2 separate regions of the Homo sapiens genome follow, and region 1 is linked to region 2. A link is a loop called in an ENCODE intact Hi-C map of the cell type or tissue named here. Cell type or tissue: mammary epithelial cell. All regions are shown on one strand. Links, peaks and the distances in the headings refer to the core of each region. The heading gives the core; the rest is flanking DNA.

Evidence for each region. Hi-C counts contacts between places; a loop is a spot of excess contacts. Peaks named below come from ENCODE experiments on the same cell type or tissue, not always from the same donor. Only the 100,000 strongest peaks of a DNase experiment are listed, where the experiment ranks them.
Region 1: it touches region 2 in a loop (6-fold over the local background); 5 of 110 quality-filtered maps call a loop at or near these places.

What each region holds. Positions count from the first base shown.
Region 1 is chr3:72,940,718-72,953,386 of GRCh38, reverse strand. All of the region lies in intron 3 of GXYLT2 (glucoside xylosyltransferase 2), which reads right to left. Among named protein-coding and RNA genes, the nearest start is that of PPP4R2, 50 kb to the left of the region's middle. RefSeq lists an enhancer at 2,483-2,612. In mammary epithelial cell, for the core only: no CTCF peak of the experiment used is centred there; a DNase peak (open chromatin) is centred at 7,756.
Region 2 is chr3:73,490,015-73,502,683 of GRCh38, reverse strand. The region is part of intron 3 of PDZRN3 (PDZ domain containing ring finger 3); the gene reads left to right. Among named protein-coding and RNA genes, the nearest start is that of PDZRN3-AS1, 130 kb to the left of the region's middle. RefSeq lists enhancers at 1-17, 3,110-3,189. In mammary epithelial cell, for the core only: no CTCF peak of the experiment used is centred there; no DNase peak of the experiment used is centred there.

The DNA of each region.
Region 1 (12,669 bases), core at 3,221-11,220, 550 kb after region 2:
ACCTGGGAGGCAGAGGTTGCAGTGAGCCAAGATCACACCACTGCACTCCAGCCTGTGCGACAGAGACTCTGTCTCAAAATAATAATAATAATGACAATAATAATATTAAGAGAGTGGCTGTGTGTCCTAATAAAAGTTTATTTCAGGACACGGAAGTTTGAATTTCATATAATTTTCAGATGTCACAAAACATCCTTCTTTTGATTTTTCAACCATATGAAATGTAAAAGCCACTCCTGGCTCACAGGCTGTGGTTTGCTAACCTCTGCTTGGATGATTCAAGCCACCTTAGGTAAATTAGTTCTCCTGTGCGAACTGCTTAGCTTTCCAGAGCTTTGCTGGGTGATTTGAGACTTCAAAGCCTTAGCTAGTAGTAGCATTATTTGCTTTGTTTTGCCATTGTTCCTCAAACTTTGGGGTAGCTTAACCAAGGAAGGATTTGAATCTTCCTGTATCCTTGGCCTAACATCATCCCAACACCATAACACTTATGGACTGAATGTCTGTGTCCCCAACATTCATATGTTGAAGTCCTAACCCACAATGTGATGGCTTTTGGAAAGGGGCCTTTGGGAGATAATTGGGTTTAGCTGAGGTCAGAAGGATAGGGCTCTCAAGATGGGATCAGTGCCCTTATAAGAAGAGACACCAGAGAGTGCTCTCTCTCTCTCTGCCATGTGAGGACAGAGGGAGAAGGTGGCCATTTGCAAGCCAGGAAGAGGCTCCATCACCACAACCTGACCATGCTGACACCCTGATCTCAGACTTCCAGCCTCCAGAACCATGAGAAAATAAATTTCTGTTGTTTCAGCCACCCAGTCTTGTATTTTGTTACGGCAGCCCAAGCAGACTAGTATAACATGCCACTGGGATCCCCAATATTTAAAACTGATGAACATGGGTGCTACACGATACAAGTATCAAAGGAACTTCAGACCTGAGTAATTCTGAAGCCCACAGAATTAGCCACAGGATTTATCTTTTGTTCTTCACCTACTAGAGAAATGGATGTTGCAAACCAATAAAATGAAATTAAAAATACTGATCATCTACCATTTCATAAATGAAGATTATCTTAACATCCATTTTAAGAATTTGAAGATTCTAAGCCAGGCACGGTGCCTGGGAGGCTGAGGCAGGCAGATCACTTTAGGTCAGGAGTTTGAGACCAGCCTGGCCAATATGCTGAAACCCTGTCTCTACTAAAAATACAAAAATTAGCCGGGGGTTGTGGTGTGTGCCTGTAATTCAAGATACTCGAGAGGCTGAGGTACAAGAATTGCTTGAGCCCGGGAGGTGAGCGTTGCAGTGAGCCGAAATGATGACACTGCACTCCAGCCTGGGTGACAGAGTGAGACTCTGTCTCAAAAAAAAAAAAAAAGCTGGGCATGGTGTCACGTGCCTATAATTCCAGCTACTCAGGAGGCTGAGGCAGGAGAATCCCTTGAACCCGGGAGGCAGAGGTTACAGTGAGCTGAGATTGTGCCACTGCACTGCAGCCTGGGAGACAGAGTGAGTAAGACTCTGTCTCAAAAACAAATAAAACAAAACAAAAAAACAAAAAAATAAACAAAACAAAACAAAACAAAAAAACAGAATTTGAAGATTCTAATTTCAAAATTAGGAAGAATTCTGAATATTGACTGCTTCTTAAACTAAGCATTTAAAGTTTCAGCATGCTCATTTTGGTATGTAGATCATATTTCAAAGGAACACACAAAAGTAGCCCTAAGGGTACATCTCAGAGAAATGTGAGAAAACAGCACTTAAGAATCGTGAGTCTGGTATTCCTGAGTTCAAGTCTTGGCAGCCTGAGGTAATACCCTCGTGACTTCAGACAAGTTCCTCAGTTTACCACCCACCCAAGTTGTTAAAAGGATGCAGTGAAATGAAACCCACGAAGTACTCAGTACAGTGGCTGGCACATAGTAAGTACTCAATAAATAGTGGTTTTGTAAGAAGTCTCTGTGTTTTCGCTTTTAAAATGTCAAGTATAATTAGTTACCATTCGCATCAATGCTCACAGCACTTCAAAACACGTGTCAACCACAAAAAGCCTTTTATGTAGTCAGAGTCAAGCAGTGCAATGAAGTTTTTGAACCTTCCTAATATGATCCACTCAGTACCTGGACTGAAAATAAGTACATAAGGACTTTTTACTCTTTATCTGAAAAAACAAAAGACCAAAAAAAAAATCACTTTTTGATAACATTGCATCTCTAGAGGCTAATTCTGCAGCAATTACTGCTGGTATTAATTTGAAGAGGATCATTGTTGGCCATGTTATAATGGGATGTGGGATATTTATCGAAAGGATATAAAATTAGCCATTCTAATTCCTTTATGGAAATTAGCCAGCACTAGCAATGAGGCCTTTGTTTTTTTAGAGTGAGGGGCGGGGTTAAAAGGCAGCACACAATAGTACTCTGTACCCGATGCTGCTGGCTATAATGTAATGGATCTTCCTGCTCCTGCTCCATGCACCACCCTAACCTGGGCACCCACCTCCAGTGAACCCTGCTCAGCCATCTGCACCAAGTGTGAGCCAAAGACTGGCCATGGGCAGCAAGACGATCAGGGGCTCACCAGTGCACCTTCAAATTCATTTTCAATTTGTTGTAATTCTAGTCTGAGTTTGACAGTATGACTTGGTGGTTAAAAGTTTTAGGTTTGAAATCTGGCAACCTACGTTCAAATTCCATTTCCACCACTAACTATGTGATCTTGAACAAGCTCTTTTGGCCCATTTTTTTTTTTTAGACAGGGTTTCACTCTGTCACCCAGGTTGGAGTGCAGTGGTGCAATCATAGCTCACTGAGCCTTGACCTCCTAGGCTCAAGTGTTCCTCTCATATCAGCCTCCTGTGTAGCTGGGTCCACAGGCATGAGTTACCGCGGCCAGCTAATTTTTTCTTTTTTCTTTTTTTGAGATGAAGTCTCGCACTGTCGCCTGGGCTGGAGTGCAATGGCGTGATCTCGGCTCACTGCAACCTCTGCCTCCTGGGTTCAAGCGATTCTCCTGCCTCAACGTCTGGAGTAGCTGGGATTACAGGTCTGTGACACCATACCTGGCTAATTTTTGTATTTTTATTAGAGACGAGGTTTCACCATGTTGGCCAGGCTGGTCTTGAACTCCTGACCTCAAGTGATTCGCCCGCCTCAGCCTCCCAAAGTCCTGGGATTACAGGTGTAAGCCACTGTGCCCAGCTGCTAATTTTTTTGTTTTTTTGTAGAGACAGGCTCTTGGTTTGTTGCCAGGTTGGTCTTGAACTCCTGGGCTCAAGTCATCCTCCTGCCTTGGCCTCCCAAAGTGCTGGGATTACATGCCTGGCCTGCTTAAGCATTCTAAGTCTCAGTTTCCTCTTCCTGTAAATGGGATTGATAACCCATTTCATAATGCTGCCAGGATGATTAAATGAGATGATGTGTGTGAAGCCCCTGGCACACACACAGCAAGGACTCAATAAATGCTATGTGATCTTATTCTCATCCCACTCTCATGAGGGCTAGGTTTCCTGACTGACAGCCCAGGTAACCAGCAACTGGCTATGGTAGTAGTAGTAATGAAAGAATGAGGCCGGGCACTGTGGCTCACACCTGTAGTCCCAGCACTTTGGGAGGCTAAGGCGAGCGGATCATGAGGTCAAGACATAAAGACCATCCTGGCCAACGTGGTGAGACCCCATCTCTACTAAAAATACAAGAAAAGTTGGCTGGGCATGGTGTCACGTGCCTGTGGTCTCAGCTACTCCGGAGGCTGAGGCAGGAGAATCGCCTGAACCCGGGAGGCGGAGGTTGCAGTCAGCTGAGATCGCCCCATGGCACTCCAGCCTGGTGATGGAGCAAGACTCCATCTCAAAAAAAAAAAAAAAAAAAAAAAAAAAAGAAAAAGAAAGAAAGAATGATACATATTCCCTGTTCACAGGAGCTTTAATGGGGGAGACAGAAAAGGGGCAAAGCAAAGTGATGATGAGAAGGTTAGCACAGAAGCACAAAGCAGAGCCCTTAAGCCAGGCTGGAGGAAAAGTAAGGAAAGCTTCCCAGCAGAAGTGACATCTAAGCTAAGAGATAAATAAGCGGAGAGCAGGGCAAACATGGAAGAGCATGTGAAAAGAGAGGGCATGGCAAAGGGAGGACTGCCAGTTGCTCCAGGGCTGGAGTTTACAGTGGGAGGAGGGGTGAGAGATCAGGCTGTCCAAGTGGGCAGGTGCCCGATCAGGAACTATGTTGACAAATTTGGACTTAATCCTGAGAGCAACAGGAAGATATGTTCAATGACTTGACCCAGACACCTCTAGGTCATCCTTGCTTCCTCGCCTACCCATACTGCCCGCATCCAATCCTCAGCAAGTCACACAGGCTCTACCTCCAAAATGTCTGAGTCTGTCCATTTCTCTCCTTCTCTGCTTCCTCACCCGAAGTCCAAGGCACCATGACAGTTCTCCTAGAATTCTGTAAAGTTCTGTTCCCTGGGCTCCCTGTGTCTGCACTTGCCCCCTCCAATCCACTCCTCACAGAGCAGTCAAAGGGATTTTTTTTTTTTTTTTTTTTTGAGACAGAATCTTGCTCTGTCACCAGGCTGGAGTGCAGTGGCATGATCTTGGCGCACTGCAACCTCCACCTCCCAGGTTCAAGCCATTCTCCTGCCTCAGCCTCCCAAGTAGCTGGGATTACAGGCGCCCACCACCACGCCCAGCTAATTTTTGTATTTTCAGTAGAGACGGGGTTTCACCATGTTGGCCAGGATGGTCTCGATCTCATGACCTCGTGATCCACCCGCCTTGGCCTCCCAAAGTGCTGGGATTACAGGCGTGAGCCACTGCGCCTGGCCCGGGATTTTTAATTTCCATTGTGACTTGTTCTTCAACCCATCAGTTCTGTACAAGTGTCTTGTTTAATTTCCAAATATTTGGAATTTTCCAGATATCTTTTTGTTATCCACTTCTAAGTTAACTCCCTTGTAGTCAGGGAGCACACTGCAGGATTGCCATCTTTTCGAATTGACTGAGACTTGTTTTATGGCCCAGGATACGGCCTATCTTGGTGAATGTTCCCTGTACATTTGATAAAAAAAAGTTTATGCTGCAGTTGCTGGGAGGAGTAGTCTATAAATGCTATAGCTGTTGATGAGGTCACTTGGTTGATAGTGTTGTCAAGGTCTTCTATATCCTCACTGGTTTTCACGAGCTCCATGGAGCTTTACATCCAGACACAAAGAAAAAGGGATGGAGAAATGTGGAGTTACTGCAAATTCATTTATATCAACAGGTATAATTAGGGAATCATTAATCATTTTCCCACTAATGATAGTTAGTTATTAAAAGAGGAATGTTGGAATCTCCAACTCTGTGAATTTATCTTTTTCTCTATTTGTCTAGGAATGTTTTTGCTTCGTGGAACTGGAAGCTTTGTTATGAAGTGTACACTCATTTGAGATGGTTACGCCTTCCTGATGGGTTGATCCTTACATCGTTATGCAATGTCCAGAGGGCTTTGAAACAAAAACAAAAACCTACAATAAATCATCCTACTTTTATCCTCAAACCCCTCCAAGGCCTTTCACTGCATTTCTTTCTTTTTTTTTAGAGATGGAGTTTTGCTCCTGTTGCCCAGGCTGGAAGTGCAATGGTGTGACCTTGGCTCACTGCAACCTCCGCCTCCTGGGTTCAAGCGATTCTCCTGCCTCAGCTTCCTGAGTAGCTGGGAACACAGGTGCCCACCACCACACTTGGCTACTTTTTTGCATTTTTAGTAGAGGCAAGGTTTCACCATGTTGGCTAGGCTGGTCTAGAACTCCTGACCTCAAGTGATCCACCCATCTCCACCTCCCAAAGTGCTGGGATTACAGGTGTGAGCCACTGTGCCCGGTCTTCACTGCATTTCAAATAGTCACACCTGTACCATAGTCTATGAAAGGCTCCATAGGATATACACACTCCGTCTACCTCTCCAACTTAGTTTGCTGTCACCAGTGTTCCTCCACCGCGTAGCACAATCCATTTTTTTTTGGCTCCAGGGCCTTACACCTTTCATTACTGCTCTATTACCGTCAAAGTCAGCAGTGGATAGGGAGCTAAATAATCCTAATAGAAAGCCAATGAGCTCCTAATTCTCTCCCCGTCTACAGCCAGGGTCTTCTCTATCTGAGATGCGCTTAAATATTTGTTTCTATCTTTGTCTTTGCTTAGATAGAAACAAATATTTAAGTCCCCTCTGTCAGAAAGAAAACACAAAATTGAAACAATAGGCCAGGTGTGGTAGCTCATCGGGCACTTTGGGAGCAGGAGGTGGGAGGATCGCTTGAGGCCAGGAGTTTGAAAACAGCCTGGGCCATGTAGTAAGGCCTCATCTCTTCAATAATATTAATAATAGTAATAATAGCAATAATAGTAATAAAGTAGCTGGGTGTGGTACTGTGCACCTGTAGTCCTAGCTACTTCGGAGGCTGAAGTGGGAGGATCATTTGAGCCCTGGAGTTTGAGGCTGCAGTGAGCTATGATCACACCACTGCACAGAGGCCTAGGCAACAGATGGAGACCTGTCTCTTAAACAAATAAAAACAAAATTAAAGCTATAAATTTCTAATTTAACAAAGGAATCATCTTATCATGGACTAAATGTTTATGTTTCCCCCAAGTTCATATGTTAAAATCTTAACCCACAAGGTGATGGTATTAAGAGGTAGAGTCCTAAAAGGTGATAAGGTTATAAGGGTGGAGCCCTCACGAATAGGATTAGCACCCTTATAAAGAAGGCCTCGGAGAGCTCTCTCACCCCTTCCACCACAGGAGGACACGGTGAGAAGGCACCATCTATGAATCAGGAAGCAGGTCCTCACCAGACAGATGCTGAATCAATCTTTTGGTGCCTTTATCTTAGACTTCCCAGCCTCTGGAACCGAGAAGTAAATTTCTGTTGTTTATAAGCTACCTAACTTATGGTCTTGTGTTCTTGCCGCCTGAACTAAGACATGCCTTCTGGAATGACTTAGTCTTCTCTACGACTGGGATGTCTTCTCTCTCACTTTATTTCCTAAGTTCATTAAGATGATAAGGCCCTCAAATGTACTTTAAAATGACATCCTTTTTTTTTTTTTTTTTTTTTTTTTTTTCAGACAGGGTCTTGCTCTGTCACCCAGGCTGGAGTGCAGTGTCACAATCGTGGCTCACTGCAGCCTCAACTTCCTGGGTTCAGCTGACCCTCCCATCTCAGCCTCTCCAGTAGCTGGGACCGCAGGCATATATCATCAGGCCTAGCTAATTTTTAAATTTTTTGGAGAGACAAGGTCTCGCTATGTTGCCCGGATTGATCTCAAACTCCTGAGCTCAAGCAACCCTCCCATCTTGGCCTCCAAAAGTGCTGGTATTACAGGTGTGAGCCACCACACCCAGCCAAAAGAAATGGCATCTTTATTGATTATGAAATACATGTATTGCCCCTGATGCTTTAGTCAGTTTCTAGGTTTGTGAACTCTTGTTTTTGATCATTGCCTAAAGTACTAAAACTGTGATTAGTGCAGTATTAAAACTGTGATTAGTGTGAAAATTAATGCTTCCCAATCATATCTGCTGATGTAGGTGAATTAGCAGTCACTGCGCATTCTGCCCTCTTTCCCTGAGACTGCAGGTAAAGCTTCAGGGAGCTCCTGCTGTTCATGATAAGCAACTTCCCAGGCCTGCTGGTGAAGTGTCACCAAATGCTTCCCAAATGCCAGGCAGAGCACTTCACTCATTATTCTTGAACACTCAGGTCTGACTCATCCCTTCTTAGAAAGATTTTCCCAGAGGGCTCCCCCTTCCTTCCTTCCATTTTCTCTTCATCATACCACCCGACTTCCTTCCTTCCGTCATGTCTCACAGTCAATGGCCTTTGGTTAAATTATTTTCTCATCTGTTGCTTGCCTCCTCTAACTAGAATAGAAACCCCTTGAGGGCTGGGATCTTCTGTATCTAGGTAACATCTAAAGTCTGTGTGCCTGGCCCATGCCTGACATAATATATGCTAGGCATCCAATAAATATTTACACAAGCTAAGGAATTCAACTGTTGAGCTCACTCAGAAACACTATTATTTTATTTTATTTTTATTTTTTTATTTTTTGAGATGGAGTCTTGCTCAGTCGCCCAGGCTGGAGTGCAGTGGCGCGATCTCAGCTCGCTGCAAGCTCCGCCTCCCGGGTTCACACCATTCTCCTGCCTCAGCCTCCTTAGTAGCAGGGACTACAGGCGCCTGCCACCACACCCGGCTGATTTTTTTTTTTTTTTTGTAGTTTTAGTAGAGACAGGGTTTCACCGTGTTAGCCAGGATGGATAACCACTATAATTTTAAATACGCTTTGAGGCTGATTGTAGAAGAGAAGGACAGGTTCTAAGTGACGAGAAGATCTGTGAACAAATGAAGTGCAGAAGACTCAAGTTCATGAAGGAAAACCACTGCATTGCCAATCACGGGAATATCCTGCTTTTGCTTGCATGTCTGGGACGTCACCCTCTAGGCCTCTGTTGACAAGACAGCTAGGTTGCTACGCACATCATTCCACTTCCTTACCTCTCATGCATTTCGAAAATGCCCTGCAAACTAAAGGGCTAGAAAGAGAGCTAGGGGAGGAAAAGAACAGAAGCAAAGACAAAGTTGTCATTCAGATTCAAGCAGAAGTGAATTTCAGAGAGGGAAACTTTGGAAAATGAGCCTGCTGATAATCAGGAGAGAGAGGAAATATTAAAGAGGATTAATTCAGGAGGTGGAAACAGAGAAGAGCAAACAACAGTTTCAGAAGAAAAAGAGAAACACTCTTTTTGTGCCAAGAGAAGATATCACCTACATACATAAAAAACAAACAGCTGGGGCCGGGTGCGGTGTACTCCCAGCACTTTTGGAGGCTGAGGCGGGCGGATCACTCGAGGTCAGGAGTTCAAGACCAGCCTGGCCAAGATGGTGAAACCCCATCTCCACTAAAAATACAAAAATTAGCTGGGCATGGTGGCACACGTTTGTAATCCCAGCTACTCGGGAGGCTGAGGCAGGAGAATCACTTGAACCTGGGAGTTGGAGGTTGCAGTAAACTGAGATTGTGTCACTGCACTCCAGCCTGGGCAACAGAGCCAGACAGTCTCAAAAAAAAAAAGAAAAAAAAAGAGCCAGGTGTGGTGACATGTGCCTGTGGTCCTAGCTACTTGGGAGGCTGAGGCAGGAGGATTGCTTGAACCCAGGAGGTTGAGGCTGCAGTGAACTATGATCACACTACTGCACTCCAGCCTGGGTGAGAGAAAGAGACCCTGTCTTTAAACAAACAAACAAAAAGACTTGAATATAATGAAAATATCAACTATTAATCTATACAGAATCAGAAAGTCACAGTCTTGATGTATAAAAAATCAAATTATAACTAAAGAAATGATGCTCCCAGCCAGGCATGGTGGCTCACGCCTGTAATCCCAGCACTTTGGAAGGCCAAAATGGGAGGACAGCTTGAGCCCAGGAGTTTGAGACTAGCCTGGGCAACATAGCAAGGCTCCACCTCTAAAAAAAAAAAATGATGCTCTCAATGGAAAGGTGCAAGCAATACAGACACTAGTTTCAGCTCGGGAAGATGCAAACATTTTAGCACAACAGTGTGTCTGTCCTTAATGCCACAGAACTGGACACTTAGATATGGTTAAAATGGTACATTTTATGTGATTTCTATTTATCATAATAAAGAACAGGAAAAAGAGGCTGGGTGCTGTAATCACGCCTGTAATCCCAGCACTTTGGGAGGCCAAGGCAGGAGGATCACTTGAGGCCAGGAGTTCCAGACCAGCCTGGGCAACATGGTGAAACCCCATCTCTACAAAAAAATAAAAAGTTAGCCAGGCGTGGTGGGGCGTGCCTGTGGTCCCAGCTACTCGGGAGGCTGAGGAGGGAGGATCACTTGAGCTCAGGAGATCAAGTCTAGAGTGAGGCATGTTCATGCCACTGCACTCCAGCCTGGGCAACAGAGGGAGACCCTGTCTCCAAAAAAAAAAAAAAGGAAAAAGAGAAATACAGATACCATTACTGCATTTTTTCAGTTAAAATAAAGATTGCTTTATGTGTACTCTATTGTATTTATTCACCCATTTTTATCTTTGTAAATTTTCACTTCCTTAAGCCAAATACATTTTGAGAAGTTATTCCAAGATAATACTTAATTTCTGTAATTATATGAGGTCCCTGTCCTCCTTTTTCCCCCTTTTCCTTTTTGAAGCATCCATCATTTCTGAAACACACATCTCTTTGGGTAAAATGTGTTGTCAAAGCTGCTTGACTGTGCTGATTTTCACCCACTGTGTCTGGCTGTGTTTTTAAATTTTTTATTGTGAGATCATTTTAAATTTACAGAAGAGGTGTAAAAAGTTCAGAGAGTTCCCATATATTCTTCACTCAGCTTTCTCTTGTGTTAACATCTTACATAACAAGAGAACAGTAATCAAATCTAAGAAATTAACCCTGGTATAAATACTACTAAATAAACTAAAGAACTTATTCAGATGTCACCAGTTTTTCCACAAATCTCCTCTTTCAGTTCCAAGATCCAAACACTGAATTTATTTGTCACATCTCCTTAGTCTCCTCCAATCTGTAACAATTTCTCAGCCTTTCCTTTTTTTTTTTTTTTATAACCTGGACAGCTTTGAAAACACTGGCCGGTTATTTAGAACAAAGTCCCTCAATTTGGGTGTCTGATGTTTTCGCATGTTTAGATTGAGGTTATGCTTTATTGGGAAGAACAGAGGTGAAACACGCCTGGGCATATACGATGTTGACCGGGCCAAGTGATATCAGTCTTGATTGCTTGGCAAAGGTGGAGTCTGACAATATTCTCCACAGTCAACTAAGGATTTCCCCTTTTTCTTTACTAAATATTTTGGAGGAGATACTTTAAAAATCATACAAATATCATGTTTCTGGTTAAACTTTCACTCCTTAATTTTAGCATTCACAGGTAGATCTTACCCGCAGTAATTATTACTATGGTGCTCTAACAATGATTTTCTATTTGCCTCCTTCTTTCTACATGTATTAACTGGAATTTTCTATAAGGAAGAGGTGTGATTTTTCTCCATTTATTTATTTATTTATTCAGTTATGTATTTATTTTTTTAATTCAGTTATTTATTTAGATTGGTGTGGACTTATGAAAAATTATTTTAAGTGTTATAATTAAATACTATCATTATTTATTTTGTTGCTCAAGTTGTTCCAGCTCAAGTCATTTGGAGCTCTTTCAGGTTGGCTCCTACCTCTTCCAATATGAACCCCCTCCTTTTAAAAATTATTTTTATTATTAAAAAATATTTTTTAGCACATCCTTACCTTCTGGCACCATAAGGTTAACTCCAGGGGCATCTTGCATTTTCCCTGCCTTCAGCCAGGAATGAACAGTTCTCCCAGGAGCCCTGGGTTCCTTTGGAGGATGGAATTCAGAAACCAATATCTAGGTGCTAGGTGTGTTCATTGCTACTCAGGTGTCACTGCTTCTAGCCTCCTAACAGTAGACAGAGCTAGGAAATACATGTATGTATACAAACCCATGTATACATACATATCCATAATTACTTCTTTTTCTTATTTTTATCTTTTCCTTTTTTTCACAGATGTTGAGTATCCATAATTACTTCTTTACTTATCTGTACCTATATATTTATTTAAAAAAACATGAGTCCACATTGACACTGATCTCAGGACTGTGCGGGCATGTGTGTATGTGTGTGTGTGTCTGCCTGTGAGAAATAATTTGTTAAAGGCAAAGAGAATTCTGAGCTTAGATTACTAGGGTGTTGGGCTAAGATTACTAGGTGTGATTTTAATAAGTGAGGCTGGAGGTAGGGGCGTAGAATGGCCAGGTTATTGTCTCCAGGCAACAGTATGGCAGAGGGTAATGTGCACAGCATCTGGGAAAGAGTGACACACACTAGAGTGGCTGGAATGGGAAATTCATGACTTGGAATAATGCTGAAAGTTAGTATGTAAACTCAGAATGCAAAGGGCCCTCAACATCAGGCCCAGAGGCCTGGACTTGACTCTGCAACAGGGACTCTAGGAGGATTCTGGGCCAGAATCCATCTGATGAGGATAGCATTCAAAAACCAAAAATGCAGGAGTAGTAACAGGAGAATAGAGACACATGTAGCAGGGAGATGAGTAAACAGGATAATATAATAACCCTTTTCTCTATTATCATTGCCACCTTTATTTTTTGTCTTAATTGTAAATACATGCAGACCCAGAACACATGGTCAGAAAGAGGCCTATACCTTCACGGCTCTGTACTTCTGGTGCATGCGAATGTCTTTGCAAATGTGAACAGATAGCTTGCATACATTACGTAAAGCTCTGATGCTCTTTGTCTTTTTTCTCTTTCTTACTGGTTTACTATTTTTAAAAATTGGGCCAGTGCGGTGGCTCATGCCTGTAATCCCAGCACTTTGGGAGACCGAGGTGGGAGTATTGCTTGAGGCCAGGAGTTCAGTTCCAGCCTGGGCAACATACAGATCCAATCTTTACAAAAAATTAAAAAATTAGTCAGGTGTGGTAGTTTGGGTGGGTAATTCCAGCTACTCAGGAGGCTGAGACAGGAGGGTCCTCTGAGCTCAGGAGGTGGAGGCTGCAATGAGCCATGATTGCACCACTGCACTCTAGCCTGGATGAC
Region 2 (12,669 bases), core at 3,134-11,133:
ACTGTTGAAATTTGTCATTTCTTACAGCTGCCTGGTTTCATGAGCTGCCAGTCTCAGAACATAGCATACCATAAAATAGGAATTCTGACCACGCAGCCTTATGGGTAAGGCAAGGGAGGGAGTTGAAGGGAAACCGCTATAGTAAAAGAAAACTCAGAAAGATAAATGTTAAATAGAATCAATGGATATTGGAGAAGATAATTTTAGTTGTTGGTGGCCTTAACTTATGGAGAACTCAGTATCTTTTCTCAGCTCCACCTAACAGTTCCCATCTTTTAGGAAAGCAATTATTTAGATGCCAGAGAACACCATTATGGAAATGGAATCTTTTTAAAATAAAAACCTATCATTTTGACTGCAACCAAGTTATAGTTTTGACTGAATGCATAATTATTACCCCAAACAAAAGGTTTTATACCTGATTCCATGCCATGATTCTTCATTGTGACCCTTTACTTGATTCTCCATCATGAGCAACCAAATCAAGATGCACATGTGTAAGTAGTGCCTTATTTTTTTCTCACTTAGCCCACTGTTGTTTCTCTTTGCTTAATAGCACAGCTCTAAGAAAACGGTTGCATTTGGTCTACAAGCTAGCAGCAATTCAAGGAGCTTCATTTTCTAATGACTTGTTTTATTTTATTTTATTTCATTTCATTTATTTATTTTGATACTGAATCTGGTTCTGTCACCCAGGCTGGAGTGCAGTGATGCGATCTCAGCTCACTGCATCTCCGCCTCCCAGGTTCAAGCGATTCTCCTGCCTCAGCCTCCTGAGTAGCTGGGATTACAGGTGTGTACCAACATACCCGGCTAATTTTTTGTATTTTTAGCAGAGATGGGGTTTCACCATGTTGGCCAGGCTGTTCTTGAACTCCTGACCTCAAGTGATCTGCCCGCCTCAGCCTCTGAAAGTGCTGGGATTACAGGTATGAGCCACCACACCTGGCCTTCTAATGACTTGTTTTAGAATGTGGATGTCAATGTCACCCACCTTATTCTCACCAAATATGGAGCTAGAGAGCCAAGTTTAACGAGGTTTTCCTTTGACACCCTGAGAGCCTCGCGTTGCATCCACTTCTTTCCAACATTATTATTTATGCTTTTTACATAGTAGGCACACAGCAGGTATTTGTTGAATGAGCCATTGCTAGATTAGAAGTGGGAAAGACTGACAGTCGAATCGTTAGGAGTCGTCTGCAGTCGTCAAGGTGAGTGATGACAGTGGCCTGTATAGGGAAAGGGGGAAGCTGGAGATGGGATGGATGTGCCCTGTTGGAGAGACAGATTCCACAGAATCTATGAGCAAACTCCAGGAACATGTTAAAAGTAGATGAGATCCTGAATGGAGGGCATCACCTCCAAAGCCCGTGTCCCAGTTGACAGTGGAAAGGACTCAGAGAGATGCCTCTAGCTCAGGTGAGGAGTGGATGTGATTTTAAGCCAAGGTGGAAAACAAGTGGGGAAACTGGTTCTGCTGTTAAGAGCCCAACAGCTGTGGCTATGTGTTTGGATTTTGCGACTCGAATCAGGTTCATTAATTATGGCCAAATGTTAGCAAGAGTTTATAATGATAAGCTGTGCAAAGAGTTTCAAAAATTACAAGTATTTCTGAATTGCTTACACGGACATTGGTAGGGAAAGAGAAGAGAAGATGGAAAACAAGGAATATACGACACCATGCTTGCCCTTGAGAATTTTAGAGTCTGTCATGGGAGACCAGACTTGCACGTAGGAGGCAAAACACCAAGTAAGAAAAAAAAAGAAATGATATAGCTCAACATGAGCAGAAGAGTTGGTGGATAGATTCACATAGGCAGCAGTGGATCAGTTAGGCTGTGTGAAGAAATGAAAGCCTTAAGATTGAAGGCTTTGGAGAGAAAAAGAGGTTTCTTTAGAAGGCATTGGTGTGGTGGACAGAGGTAGAAATGACCTGGAATAAATTTTTAGGTGGTTTAAAGGGGTGACCCAGCTTGGGAGGAGGCGAGAACTGGCAGGTGGGCTAGGCTAGGTTAGTAAGATGCCAACATAAAAAGATGAGGAGCTTTACCCTTAATCCACTCTAGAACAAGAAGGCATTGTTGGGAGGAAAAGAGCATGTTAAGGCTGTGTTTTAAGAGGATTATTCTGGCAACAACACTTATATAGAGTGGAGCCATGGTGATTAGCATTCAGCAGTCCTGGCAACTCAGCTCAGAAATATTCAGGGCCCAAAGTGAAATGTGGCAGAGCTCATGTGGAAATGGGGTTGGAGAGGGGAGTATCAGAAAGCATTTTAAAAGGCCAAGTTCAATCTTAGTGACAGATTAAAAAAATAATAATAAATAATAAGGACAGCCAGGCACAGTGGCTCATGCCTATAATCCCAGCACTTTAGGAGGCTGAGGTTGGAGAATTGCTTGAGCCCAGGAGTTCCATACCAGCCTGGGCAATATAGTGAGACCCAGTCTGTACAAAAAATTTAAAAATTAGCCAGCTGTGGTGGCATATGCCTGTAGTCCCAGCTACTTGGGAGGCGGAGGATCACTTGAACCCATGAGATCAAGGCTGCGGTTAGCCATGATCACGCCATTGCATTCTATCCAGGGTGACATAGTGTGACCCTGTCTAGAAGGTGGGGGAAAAAAAGCAAGGGCTTTCTTTGTAACCCCCATTCCTGTGGTGATGGGGTTTTCCAAATAATGAAAGAAATCCTCAACACTAAATAGCAATAACAACCACAACAATAATATTAGCTAATATCCACCAGGCTTTCTGTGTGGCCAGCTGTGGTCTAGGCTCTGTATGTTGACTCATTTCATCATCACAATAATGTAGAGGTAGGTACTTTCATTATCATCATTTACTATAGGCAAGGAAGTTATGTCATGGAGAGATTATGTAACTTGCCAAGAAAATACGACTAGGAGGTGGGAAACCCAGGTATGAGCCAGGGAAGCTTCCCCAGATCCCCTTACTGCTTTTTGTAATCTAACAGAAGACCCAACCACCACCACCACCTCAGGCTTTGGGCATTTTAGAGGATGTCATTTAGATGCCACAATATTAAAATTTCATCGATTTCTTATCTAGCGATTGACTAGAATAGTTTCAGAATTAGGATCATTCCAGAAAATCCAGAACTTGTGGTTGTTAATATCTAGAGCATCCACCCTGGAGCCTTACACGAATAGTAGCAGATGCCTCAGATATGTTTTAGGTGGTGAGTTGGTGTAAGGACTCGAGACAGAGATGACTGTGAGTCAGGTCTGAGAGCCTGGGAGGGGAGCGGCTCATGGCTCAGCCTACATGTGTGAAAACCACAGCGTGTGGCCATGTGAGTTACCAGCGTCACCTGGGGCCAGCCTGGGCCTCGTAGGTTTATAATTTGGTCATGGATGCTCCCTAATCACACTATACGGATTACAAATGAAAACTCCATGAGATCAGGACTCGCCGGTCTTCACTGATGTTTGTAACCAGTGCCCAGAGCAATGCCTGGCACCTGGCATTTGCTGAAGGGGACAAGGAAAGAGGCATGCTGTTGGCAGGTGGTAAGGGATCCAGGACACTCAGCAGAGTGATTACGGAGCATAAGAACCAGCCGTGTGGTTGTTTATCCCTTTCGTGCGGTGTCACCGGCCACTGGGAATCTCCTGGTTAAACCTCGTCTCTCAGGCAGGAACAGAGCCTGGTTTCTGCCTATGCTGGGACCCTGCTACCCCAGCTTGTATCTCAGAAGACAAGCAGCAAGCCTGACCAGCGACCCGCACAGCCAGCATCTGGGTCTATGCTGTGTGTATTGTAAAAAGTTAACATACGGGCCAGGCACGATGACTCACACCTGTAATCCCAGGACTTTGGGAGGCTGAGGCAGGTGGATCACGAAGTCAGGAGTTCGAGAACCAGCCTAACCAACATGTGAAACCCCGTCTCTACTAAATATACAAAAATTAGCCAGGCGCGGTGGCGTGTGCCTGTAATCTCAGCTACTCAGGAGGCTGGGGCAGGAGAATCGCTTGAACCCAGGAGGCGTAGGTTGCAGTGAGCCGAGATTGTGTCATTGCACTCCAGCCTGGGCAACAGAGCTAGACTCCATCTCAAAAAAAAAAAAAAGTTATGAATCACTGTGGGCTTGGAGCATCTCCCCCTTTCTCCTGCTAGCACAAAAAGGTAGCGTTAGGTTATAGGGAATAGCAATTAATTCATTGTTTTTGATGTTGCAGTTAGGGAAAAAGTACTCGACCATTTTTCAAATGCCTAGGTGGTGTTGTTTAACTCTGGTGAAAGCAGTGCTTAGAGTCCTGTGTTCTCTTTTGATACTGGAGCCAGCGGTAGTTTGGTACATACTACCAACTGTCCCCCAACACTAACCACTGAATGTCTACTTATCCCAGCTGGGAAGGCCAGGAGCTTTTCAGGTTAGTCGGGATACACATAAAGTCACTGTGGATGGACTTGATAGATAGAAACTCAAGTCAGGAGGATGGAGAAAATGGGATGGGTCTGGGAAGTATTTTCAAGTGGAGTGACAGGGATTGATGACTTACTATGTCTGGAAAGTGAGGGAGGGAGAAAGATGATTTTTGTATCTCTACATGACAGAGGCAGATAACCAGGATTTGTGGCCTTACCTTCTCTGGCGGAACTTCAGATATAACAGATCTCTGCCTAGAGGAGAGGAAGGAGTTAGAACCAGCAAGCTCAACTGTTGTTACCTCAGCATCTTCCCAGACCCTACCACCCTTTCAGGTCTCTCTTCAATTATCAGCATACTATACCTAAAGTGCTTCTCCCTTGGGCAGTGGTGGGGGGTTCTTGTGGGTGTGGGCCCAGAGGTTCGAGTCGTGCCCCTGTTACGTCCCCATCACTGCGCTGAGCTGTTGGCGGGGGCGGGGACGGGGGGCGCTGTGCCGGCCCTAAATGAGTTTTCTTTCCTCCCTTATATCCCTAGATATATATGGAGACAAATCTGTTGCTGTGTGCTGTCCCTGTTGTAAAACCATTTGAGGTATATTTGAAACAAGATTAACACGTTGATAACTGTTTAAGCTGGGTGATGGGTACGTAGAGTTTCAGGACGCTGTCCTCTACTTTTATATACGTTTGGAATTTTCCAGAATAAAAAAAATTTTACAATGGCAATAATCACCTTTAATTCTTGAGCCTTTCTGTACTTTGAGTTTTCTTAAATCAGGATGCACCTCTAATATCAGCAGTGATAATGAATCATTTGCTTTATAATAGTAGCTGATATTCCAGCTCTTTTGATTAGTAAAAAAGTTAAAAAAATTTTTTTAAAGTAGCTGAATTCACAAAAATCTGATCATTTGGCTTAAAGATGAGTTTTCATGGCTTTCTTCATTATTGATAAATACACCAAGAAAAGCAGGACCAAAATCCCACAGAAGCTGTTTCCACATTTACCTAAGTCTCCCTGTAAAATGCATGTGTGTTACTGCTCTCCAAATGTACATTTTTTTTTCTGTTCTGAGTGTAAAAAGCAGACAGAACAGGGAAGCAAATGTTCCTGAATGGCCACATTTAAATTAATCATATGCTGTCTTAAAGAAAGCAAAATAAACAAGCTCCAAACCGAAATACTCTGTAGTATTTACCCAATTATTTTTAAGCATAGAAAATAAGGCCCAAAGTGTGTATTAGTCACATTTTAACATCAGAGTCACCATATAATTTAGTTCATTTGTTAACCACATCAGCACACGTGCGAATCTCAAAACCCTGCCATTTGCTGTGCCCATACGTTAATGATTCTGCTGAAGACAAGGCCAAATACAGGACGGGAGAGGAAGAAACTGTGTCCTCAGTTAGCTTCCTTGAATATAATTAGTAATGGTCAGCGAGCTATTGATTACATAGTAAAACTTACAATTGTTTGCTAATTTGAGGGATGGATTGGCCACCTGGTAAAGCTTTAAGTAAAATATTTTTTAAATAATGTGGGGTTTTCTTGGGTTTGTATCTTTTTAATTTTTTTACCTTTTTTATTACTAACTATAAAAGGACTTTTTGTGTGTTGAAATTTGAATATGGATGGATGTTAGATGAAATTAAAGAATTGCTAATTGTGTTATGTGATATTAGCATTGTAGTTATAATTTTGTTTTTTTTTAAGTCCTCTTTACTTAGAAATACGTTATAAATTATTTCTGTGTGAAATGACATGGTCTCTGGGATTTGCTTTTAAAAAAAACACCCAGGAAATAAAAAGAATGGCGAGTTGACATATGAAACAAGAATGGCAAAATGTTGATTAATCATTCAAATTGTGTTGGGTACATGAGAGTTTATTAAGTTAGTTCTCTATGTTCGTATATATTTGAAAATTTCCATAATAAAGTGTTAATAAGGAATCAAAGGAAAGATAAACATAAAAATCAGAATATTTACCTCTCCGAAGAAAAAGAATGAGGTAATTGGATTGTAACCCTCAATAGGCATCAACAACTTGGAAAATGTTCTTAAGTTAAATGATGGGTACAGGGTATTTTTTATTCTTTGTACTGTATATACCGTGTGTGCATTATTTTGTATGTATCATACATTTCACTTTAAAAATAAATGAAGTCCATCAATATGGAGCAGTTTTTTTTTTCAAGTGCATATCTTGACTTGAGACTTAGTCTTTCAGGCTGTACTTTGATGAACAGATAATCCTTATAATTAACACATCAATTAAGAACAGATATATGGTGCTGAAAATCTTGGCAGGGGGGATGGGGATAGGGGGAAGGGTAGGGAATTAGATCAAGTAAAAAATCGATGTTGAGTACCAGCTATGGTTTCTATCTTAATTAGGCAACCTTCCTTAAAGATATAGCAGTTCTTGAAAAGCAAGAAGAGTGATCTGATCCTTAAAAAGTGGAGAAAAATAAACAACTTTCATTTACATAAACTTTCTTTGGCACTGCATTTTTGCTATTGCCAATATCATAAAAGTCTGCCTTGTGTTTTATAACACTGGAAACGTGAGCATAAATCAGTCCTAGAGAAGTTCTAGCCTTATGTGTGTAAAGAGGCTTATGCCTCGATGTTCATTGCAGCATTGTTTGTAATAGGGAAAAAGACAATCAGAAACATCCTAAGTGTCCATCAATAGCAGAATAATTAAATAAAGTATAGAATTAAAAATAATAAGACAAATATATGCGCACGGATAAGAAAGGTCTCTAAGACATGCTGTCCAGAGGAAAAAAAGTTACAAAATAATACATGATGTTTGATGGCATTTATGGGAAGATGCATATACATGAATCAATATAAATCTGTAAGTGAAAAGATCTGTGAGGGCATACCCCAGGTAGATGTCAGTGGTTTCTCCTTGGAAGAGGAGATGACCAAAAGGAATTTTAGCTATATTAAGCATGTTCTAATTTTTTTTTACAAGCAAAATATATTTGTTTCTTACTTCCATAATTAAAAATTCTTTTAAAAAGCAAACCACTTGCTGAAAGAATCTTGCTATCGAAAGAAGCTTTTCAATAAATGATTTTGTAAAATGATTGTTTTTCAGGGTAAAGTGATTGTTACATTTTGTAAAGTGATTGTTACATGGGCATATTGCGTGATGCTGAGGTTTGGGGTATGCTTGATCCCGTCACCCACATAGTGAGTAATACCCCATAGGCAGTTTTCCAGCATTTGCATTCCTCTGTCCCCCCTCTAGTAGTCCCCAGTGTCTGCTGTTGCCATGTTTATGTCCACGAGTACCCAATGTTTAGCTCCCACTTACAAGTGAGAATATGCATTATTTGGTTTTCTGTTCCCTTGTAACACTATCTCTTCAAGTTACATGTTTTCTCGATTGGGTGTTGGAAAAGTAAGCTATATCTTCTATACTGTGGAAAGTTAAGGAACCAGAAATCATGTTTTTCATTCTCTAAAAAATTATGTGTGCTCTTTAGATATTATCTTTTGATACTGAGACTACATAAGTGTCCTTCAAATAATGCAGAAGAAAAAGATCATAGGCAGGCAAAAATTACTTAATAAATTAAGCTTTTTAAAGAAGTGAAAGAATTATATCCAGAACCAACAGCTCTTAAATATTCTATTTCAATAAAAACAATTTATATACAATTGCGGTGAAACTTATTTTTGGCAAATACTCTTCCGTAAGTTATGAACATTTCTCTTGATAAATTTTATACTAGGTATATAAGTTCCTTTATTGGTGTTTTGGATGACAGCAAATGACTTTCCATAAGGCAGATGTAGATTTTATTCACACAACTTTTCAGGAGTAGCTTTATGTAAATATGTTAGGACTGTCCTTCCTTGAGCTTTACAGTTAACCAATGAAAGTGAGTTATTTTAGGGAATGGTTAGATTTGGACATGGACCAAAATTAGTTTTCTAATGAGTGGTGTTAAAGATGTGTAACTACTATTACAGAGATAATGTAAATGGCCTTCTACTTCTTAATTCTCTGATTCTGATCTTGTTTTGTAGTAAGAAAGGCTCAGTATGAATTTGAGGTACTTAACTAACTTGTTACAGTGGTGGTCAGTGAAGAAAGATTCTATCGGGCAGGACTCTCTGGAATGCATGTGTCAGAAGCCCAGCCCAAATTGGCCTCAGCAGAAAACAAAACATAGCGAAAAGCAAATGACAATTCATTGGCTAAAGCAATGGAAAAATACAAGGATATCTAGCTTGAGACTCAGCTAGAGCCAAATATTCAAATCTGGTCATCCAACGTTGATTGGTCTCTTTCAATTTACTTAGCTGTGCTAAACACTGTTGGCTTGGTTTTGGGGCACGTTCTTCTCAAACATGGTGAAAGTGGCCCCTAGCACCGCCAAGATTGATCCTGTCACAGCCCAGCAATCCCAGTGGTTGCTTAAAAGCAAGTCCTTTTCTTGATAATTCTAGCAAAAATCATAGGGAGGTCACCCATTGGCCCAGTTTAGGGCATGTGCCATCCCTTAACCAATCAGCAATCTGACTAGCCAGGCCTGAGGCACCTCTTCATCACTAAAACTAGTCGTGATAGAATCAACTTAAGTGGAACCCTGTTGAGAGAAGGAGAGGAGGGATGGCTGCCCTAGTGGAAATGAGCTATTACCAAGAGTGGATGAGGGCGGGCAGAAACAAGAGGTGCACATTACAGGGATACCAGGGATTTGAGTCTGCAGTCTCTCTGATTTTCCATGAGTGCTTATCTTCTTGGGGGAGGTGGGGGCGGTGTGTGAACATCCACACAGCCTCCTGCTCCTCCTCATCTACTGGGGCGCTCAGTCACCCAGGTTTGGAATGCTTCTGAGGTGATACTTAATGTTACAGTTCATGGTCACCGTGCTCCATGTACGTGAGGTCATGTGTATTGTGTATTGTCACTGTCTCTCTTCCCAGTTATTTTTTTCAGTCAGGTGCTAGGGAATTCTCCTTTTCTTACTATGTCATGGCTGTCCTCCCCACTCCATGGGGCTTTCAGAAAGACAGGTAGAACATAAGAGTCTAGAGAGACCTTGGGTGTCACCCAGGCCATTGAGGCTCCATCTGGGCTTGAAAGAGCCCTCACCTGCAGTAAAGGTGCCTCTGAGGCCAAGGAGAAATTATGGCATAAGAAGGGAACACCAAGGAGATGGGGGCCCGGACATACCCTCTCCCACCTCCTTCAGATTTCATTCTTTATAAAATTTCACATAAGGGAAGAGTCTCCAAAGTGTAAGGAGGGCCAAAAAAAAAAAAAAAAAAGGTTGAAAAGCCTTCCATCTAGTCTAACCCTAAGAGTACTCATTTATTTTTGTTTTAATTTTTAAAAATTGATACATAATAATTGTACATATTTATGTGGTACATATGATATTTCAATACATGCATACAATATGTAATGATCAGATTAGGTAATTGGCATATCCACCACCTCAACCATTTATCATTTATTTGCACTGGGAACATTCAAAATCCTTTCTCCTAGCCATTTTGAAATACACAGTACTGTTAACTGTAGTCACCCCACAGGCCTATGGAACAGCAGAGCCCTTTCTTCCTGTCTAGCTGTCCAAATGCCAGTGCTTAGCAGCAGGGCCTCAGTACCACACTGCCTCCTTGGGTGCTTCTCTGCTGAATGTGCCTTATCTTTTCACCCTTCTCTAAGCTCCTGTGAAGCGGGGTGTTCTTAAACACCTCTGCAGCCCCAGATCACTGAGAACAGCACCATGCACCCAGACATCCAATGAATACCCTTCACGTGTGCTTTGGATAATTGTTAAGTCCCATATTTTTTAGAGCATATTCAAGGCAAGGGTCATAAATTCAAATGCCCCCTAGGGCCAAGAAGGCAAAGGACAAGAGGGAATGAGACCAGGGACCGTAGCGAGCTCACAGGCACACAGCCCAGCCTATGATATAAGCTACTCCAGAGCCCTAGTTATCCCCAGGAGGAGATACAAGCCCACAGCTGCCTGCACATCCACATTTTTGCACGAGAAGACAGAAATCTGGGTTTTTCTGTGAAATATTTTGATAATTTTATTTTGGAAACCAATTTAGAAATTTCAGAGGCCCCTTGAAATTGGTTTGGGGGCCTGATATGCTCAGGAAAGGGATTCTACAGTTAGAGAATATGAGAAGCACTAGTTGAAACTTTCTTCACTGCTAGTTTTCAGAATCTTTTTAAGAGTGTTCTTTTCAGTGGTCTGTGTGTTTTTCCTTTAGAGAGGGTGGGGTGTGAAGAAGCACATATCAAAGGCAGAGGTCCCTAAATTCATTTCTTGCTAGAGCCTTGGAGTACCCTGAGACGTGTGAACCCTGCACCTCTGGTCCAATCAAGAACCTTCTGGCTTCATGGTCGCTCATGCCTGTAATCCCAATGCTTTGGAAGGCTGAGGCAGGAGGATTGCTTGAAGCCAGGAGTTCAAGACCAGGCTAGACAACAAAAAGGGACCCCCCAACTCTATAAAAAATAAGTTAAATATTAGCCATACACAGTGGTATGCACCTGTAGTCTCAGCTACTCTGTAGGAGGTGGGAGGATTGCTTGAGTCCAGGAATTCAAGGCTGCAGTGAGCTATGATTGTGTCACTGCACTCCAGCCTGGGCAACAAAGCAAGACCCTGAAGACCCTGCTTCTTAAAAAAAAAAAAGGAACCTTCCACACAAGGTTTTTCTTTTGCTCTTCCTGTTGACTGGAAGTCTGTCTACTTGAATTAACAAGGGCTCTTCTTCCCATGACCTCATACTCCTCTCAGTTTAAAATCTGCATTTGAGCAATGGATGCAAAACCTAACTGGCAATATAAATTTGCATCTTCTTGAAATGGGCTCCAAGAAGCAGGTTTGTGGCCAGTAGAGCCAGCTCAGAACCCAGGAGTGGTACAAAAAGCATTCAGATATCAAGATTCCCCTCCTGGCTGCATCTTCCATGGGGGAGGCCATGAAAGGGGCCCCTGGTGAACCATTGAGTCATTTATAGGCTAATCTTAGTACACTCCCTGAAGTAGGGAATGACATGGGCTGCAAGAATTCTTCCTAAGCACCCCAGAGAGAACTTCACCGATTTAAAATATGAGTTTCTGTAACCTGAGCAGGAGCTTGCGTGGTACAAGGGCTTATGCAGCCTGCCTGCCAGGAGGCCAGAGGGTCGCACTTATGAGCTTGAGCAAATGGGGCTTTTGGGAATCAGCAGCCTCCCTGAGCTTTCCTGGAGCGAGCTGAACTGACCCTGAACTTGGAGGGCTTGCCTGGCAGGCTTTTGCTGTCTCCTGATATTGCAGTTTCAACATGAGAGGGGCAGGAAATAGAAGCCCCGTGCGTTGAAGGACTGCTGTGCCTGCACTTATCTCTGGCCAGGGAGTCCTTGGACACTGTTTTCTTTGGCAGCCAGCTGGTCTAGGTCACTTGAATTCCTTTGAAGTTCAGGGATACAGGGAGCGGTAGCCACTGCCTGCATTCCTTACTCAGGAGGCAGGCATGGGGTCTGCCATTGCTTACCTGCCAGAGAACCAGGCCTTCATTAGAAAGGTCATTTTTATGTGACTATGACTGAATAGTTCAGCCTTTTCCCCTTAAGTGGGATTTTGTGCTGATTCAGCAGTAAAGAATAAGCCCATACCCCCCATTTTTGTTGCCATTGCTCACATTTGAATTTATAGGTGGAGAATGGGTGAAGAAAAAAAACCTTTGATCTTTGGTACAAATACAGCTGTGGGGCTGTTGCCCACATTTGCCGTGATGTAGATGCCCATCCCAAAAGGAGCAAGATCTGCTCTTGCAGTGGGTGTTGAGAGGGGCTGGGAGGCTTTTTCAGTCAAATATGGAGCTGAAAACTGTCAGAATGTGCTGGTTGTACATTATCAATAAGAATCCTAACAGGAGCACAGTGTGATTTCTCTTCGTAGTGGGCGTACATGGTCTTGGGTTTCCATGTGCAGCAGTGAGAGTTGGTCTCCAAAGCAGAACGGTCAGCATTAACTTCAGCCAAGCAAGCATTCTGTATGGGGTGCTCCCTTTAAGCCCAAGGGAAAGCAGGCTCTGCTGCTTTTGCCACCTTTCAGAGGGAGAGGTGTGCCCCACCAGGGGTGCAGGTGTGCTGGGGCGTGAAGATAAAATTAGTTGTTTGGAAAAAAATAATGTCTTTAAGTTTCTGCAGAGCAGATCGTACCAATTAAAATCAGTTCATCAGAGGATTTTTTAGTCAATCCATACATTCACACATAAAGAGATG